2 separate regions of the Homo sapiens genome follow, and region 2 is linked to region 1. Evidence: chromatin loops called from intact Hi-C (ENCODE). Cell type or tissue: PC-3. All regions are shown on one strand. Region 1 overlaps LRRC49 (leucine rich repeat containing 49). Region 2 overlaps LOC105370886 (a long non-coding RNA gene).

Evidence for each region. A loop is a pair of places that touch in the nucleus more often than their neighbours do. Peaks named below come from ENCODE experiments on the same cell type or tissue, not always from the same donor. Only the 100,000 strongest peaks of a DNase experiment are listed, where the experiment ranks them.
Region 2: it touches region 1 in a loop (4-fold over the local background); 4 of 110 quality-filtered maps call a loop at or near these places.

Annotation. Positions count from the first base shown.
Region 1 is chr15:71,010,691-71,013,190 of GRCh38, reverse strand. It overlaps LRRC49 (leucine rich repeat containing 49), which reads right to left. Exons shown (of 16, transcript NM_017691.5): 14 at 278-387. Among named protein-coding and RNA genes, the nearest start is that of THSD4, 100 kb to the left of the region's middle. In PC-3, a CTCF peak has its summit at 1,502 (motif pointing left); a DNase peak (open chromatin) is centred at 1,450; H3K27ac peaks cover 736 bases.
Region 2 is chr15:71,078,588-71,081,087 of GRCh38, reverse strand. LOC105370886 (a long non-coding RNA gene) reads left to right here. Exons shown (of 5, transcript XR_932439.2): 4 at 1,123-1,291. Among named protein-coding and RNA genes, the nearest start is that of THSD4, 36 kb to the left of the region's middle. In PC-3, no CTCF peak of the experiment used is centred here; a DNase peak (open chromatin) is centred at 1,557; H3K4me3 peaks cover 459 bases; H3K27ac peaks cover 2,500 bases.

The DNA.
Region 1 (2,500 bases):
TCCAAAATATGGTTAGTCCCTCCTACAGCCCTCCCTTATAGCACCTGAAACATTACGTTTTAATTGTATGTGTATATCTTTAACTTATTAGACTATAAGCCATACGAGAATAAGGACTTCATCTTATTTATCTTAAGATCCCCAACACTTTCAATAGGCCAGTCTAGGATACATGTTTATGGAACACATAATTAGCATAGTTAGGAGGTATGTGGAATTTATTTCTTTTTCTAGTGTAACAGTAATTCTATAAAAAACTACAAAAATTAAAGGTTACCTGGCATCACCCAGAATGGAAATCAGACGATACTGGGGTAACTCAGAAGATGCTACATGTGCTAGGATTCCAAAGAGCCTTTCAGCCATTATCATATCATTCTGTGTCACCTGAAGAGACACAATAGAAAGGGGTAAAAAAATGACACCAACTCTTAGCTGAATAAAACTGATATAATCCCAAAGAGAGATCCAAATTAAATATTATCTTTTAAGCCCACAAAAGCACATTCTCCTGTGCTGTGGAAAGAAGAGTTTTCATTGATATTTTTCTTTCTTGAGTTAAAATGAAGACGTATAATTGTGGTTCATGATGATGGAAGCTGATTGGAGGTGATGAGTCAGCTCTGATTTAGAAGCTGTCTTTCCTGAGAATTACACTTGAGGTACCTTCAATTTTTAGTATTTTTTTTTTTCAGAAATCCTATAGCTTCTTGGATTAGAATGATTTAGAGGAAAAAATTCCCAAGTATCAATGGGATAGATTCATTTTAATAATGTGTCAAAGGTAAGCCAAGGTGTTGGTCATACCTTGCTCCTATAGGGATAATTTTGTCCCTTCCTGAGAGATGGAACTTTCACTGAATTAGCAAGGATGCTCCTGTTCATTCTATCAGTCTTTCTCCCCAAAAAGAATAACTTGTCACAAGTATACCCTATGAGGACCCATTCTTACATTAACCAAGAAAGTACTAAAAGCTGAAAGCAGTACCTGTATTACTATCTGGGGATATTTTCTTTAATATAAAATAGGGTTGCTTACATTTTAAATACTGTTTTTTTGTCTATATATAATTCAATGATCCCAGCCAAGAGCCATTTTGCCCCCTACAGAACAACTGGCAATGTCTGGAGACATGTTTAGTTATTTCTGGACATTACGGGCATCTAGTGGGTAGAGACCAGGGTTGCTGTTAAACATGTCACAATGCAGAGGACAGCCCCCACAACAAAGAATTATCTGGCTCAAAATGTCAACAGAGCCAAGGTTTAGAAACCCTGGTATAATTAAATTTTGGATCTTTTGAAAATTTGTTCCTGACACTATCTGTAATACTCTTCACAGGCATTTTCTTTAAAACAAACCAATAATTCACAAACATACCTATGAATCAGTGCAGGCTAACTCTCTTCCCTTCCCTGGATCTTCACAGTTAAGGAGACTTCAAATTCTTCCTTAGCTAATAACTAAGTAGTGTTTGGTCCAATATAGTCACCTAGTGGCCAATGCAGGCCACTACTCCATGTTTTCTTGATGCTATTAATTCAATTTAATTCTACCTCAAGCAATATCATTCTTTTTTATACACAGAGAAGTAAAAATGCAGTGTAACATTACTATCTAAGGTCAAGGACCTAACAAACAGGAATATATTTTAGGTATTTTAATAAAGTGTCAAATATCCCTGGCATTGAGATTTTCAGAAATTTAAATCAGAATAAATTATATTGGTTCTTTCTAATTCTTTCTAATTCTTCTCCACTTTATATAACTACACTATTCCTTCCTGATTCAAAGTTTGATAATAATGGGTATTATTCTAGTAATAATCCATATCTGGGTAAATACACCATTTAGGGTTAACTGAGGTAACGGTGTGTTACCTCAATTAAGGGAGACTCAGTCACCCACAGTAAAAATAACCATTCTATTTCCAGTCTGGGCTAACTTTGAAAACCTTTAGGACTAATTATTAGGTCCTTCCAGGGACTCACAACCTCACCTCGGGGGAAGTACCAAATAGTATACATGAGTACACAAGACTGAGCCAACCCTCTTGAGAACTAGCTGGAGAAATTAAAAGTCATCTGAAGATTCAGATTTACCCAACATCTTCAGCAGATGGCTGATTCTGAGGTTACAGAAATACCATGGTTGATGCAAATTTCATATAGCTGCTTGTACATTGATCCAGAGATGTACAGTCTCCTCATAGTATGCTGAATTTTTGGAGTTAAGTATCTACCTGTACTGTATCAGCTGCAGGGAAACACAGTTACTGTGCCAGAAAGTTGATTACAGTTAATCTTACAATAAAGAGGTCTTCTGAATTTCAAGAGATATTGTAATAAGACTAACAACATATTAAAGATGTTTTTTTTTTCCTCTGGAGGAGTGTTTAAATTTAGTAGAGGTGGAAGCATAGCTTCTCTCTTTCCTTCCAAATTAATATTTTAAAAGAACATGGCTTTTGAGTAGCTGGGGGATTACCTTGTGACAAGC
Region 2 (2,500 bases), 68 kb before region 1:
TCCAAAGGATGAAACATTTCATTTAACCCAGCCACATGGAGTTAAATATGGTCAAGCCAAATGAACTCATTTCACATGTTTAGCTCAAGCAAGCTGATTTCTTCACAGGAGCTGCCCAGTAAATGCTTCAGTGACGCCCACCATGATGTGTGTGGGGTTAGTTCATCAGCTGAGCTGTCTGAACCACTTACAGACTTCCAAGCCCTACATGTTCTTCCTTGTCTCTGAGTCATTGTGAAAGCTGCCCCTGAACTTAGAATACCCTTTGACTCTTTCCTATCCCCCTCTTTACCCACTAAATAGCACTACACTTGCCAGAGTCCCAGCCACTTGTGGGGCTGAGGCAAGAGGATCACTTGAGGCCAGGAGTTTGAGGCTGCAGTGAGCCGTGATCATGCCTGTGAATAGTCACTGCACTCCAGCCTGGGCAATACAATGAGATCCTGTCTCTTACAAAAAAGTAAAAAATAAAAAATAACACCACATCTTTCAGCAGCCTTAAGGGAGGCCCTCCTTTCAAAACCCCACTGTACCTCCTCCCCGAGGTGGGCTTCGCTGCCCCTCTACTGTGCTCCCACCACATCCGTGCTTACTCCAAAGAGGCACGTACTATGTTGAATTGCATGCGCCTGTTTAGTCATCTACCTCTTCAACCCAGGCTGTGAGCCTGGTGGGCAGGGACCATGCCCTATTCATCCGAGTGAACTGGTGCTGAATACAATTATTTGGCACATGGTAGGTGTGGAATAAAGGCTTTCTGAATGAATGAGCTGGTAAGTAAGTGAGGAATGGATGACTCAATGACTAAATGAAGAAATGCAACACTCCACCAGCCCAAGTGAAGGTTTATGAGGGCATGAAAAGACTGGAAAAAGCATGCCTGTTAGGAACAGACCCAGAACGGCAACCCCCTCAACCCCTTGCCTTCTGTCCTGGTCCTCTCCTCTCCGCCCTGCACACACTTGTTTTCCATGAGCCACCTCACCCATCCTGGAGGCTTCTGTTCCCCTCTGAGTGTCATTGATTGCCAAAGCAATGGTCCCAAATTCTGTGCCAAACTTAAGGCAAACTTTTCAGAAAATTTGTCTCTTACCTATGCCTTTTCCATTTGAATTTTTACAGCTACCACTTCCTCCACGAGATGACTTGCTCTCTGGATTGGAGGTGTGTCTGCATTTCAGGAACAAGCAACTTTTCTCTGTGGCTACAGGCTGTACTCTGAACCTCCACCATTGGAAAGTCAACTCCTGCTACGTCCTGTTCAGCAAGGATTTGAGCAGGTTTGGTGAAGGTAAATGCATTCCTATTGCCATGGAGACATGGTATTTCTCAGTGACAGAGAACAGAGAAGCAAAGTTAAAGTTACTTGCATGGCAATATAGTAGAAAAAGTAAAAACTCAGAGCCTGGATGTGTAGGGCAGGCATGGGGAACTTCTGGCTTCCAGCTCTTGGCTCAATTTTCTTCCAGCCTTTGGCAAACATGACAAACCATGGTTACATTAACAAAGAATGATACTTATCAGTCAGATACCACCCAGTGCTGGAAAGGCCCCAGAGCCAGTTGGAAGGCAGTGGGTGGTGACACATTTTACAAGCACGTTCTCACGGTTCTACTCTATTTCAGAATTCATTTGGGCTTCCTACATTTCAAGTCAACTGTCTTTTTGAAATACCTGTAGATTCTCCAGAGCCTGTGCTAAGTTTTAAGGCTTCTTGTTTTTTTTTTTTTTTTTTTGCCGTTTGCCCTTGTTTTATACTGTTGACTAAAGCCATAAAGTCACAAGCTGTGAAAGACGGAAAGACCTTTAGAGATTATCTGATCTAACCCCCTCATTTTATAGGCTAAGAAACTGTCAGAAGTGACTTTAACTTTGAATTTTATGAGATCTATTTGTGTTGACAACATAATCGAATGCCCTGCTTCTGAGACTGAGGATTTGCAAGGGGAAATATTTTTTAAAAGTCAGTGCTCTTTCTGATGGGTGGGAGAGTAGGGTAAAAGCTTTTGTTTTCGTAACTGTTTCTGTGCCACACACTCCACCAGATAGAATGCAAGACCTCTCTACCGGGTTTAAGCCTACCACTGTCAGAATAACCACAGGAGGAATACCTGTAGACTGTTGCTACTCCCCTTAGGAAAGTATCCAATGATCAGAGGTCACTTCCCCACTTTGAGGGTGTTCAGACAGAAAAGACTAAAGACCTCTGAAGCAATGACACGTGCAAGCAGTCAACAGCACCCACTGTTCCCAAAGAGAGTTTCTCTTGGGGGCTCTGGCCAGTTGGACTTCTTAATAAATCAGCTCCTGCACACAACAGCTATGCACATCCCTGCCTCTGTTGAGCAGGCACTGCATGTGGCCGAAGCAGGCTCCATGGCAATGAGGCATGGACTGGTTTGGGAGTTGTAGATGCCTTAGGCTGTTGTGTAGGAAACTGGAAGGCTGATCCCTAGAATCACTTTGGAAAAGGCACAAAGTTCAGAGCTAGAAAAGCAAA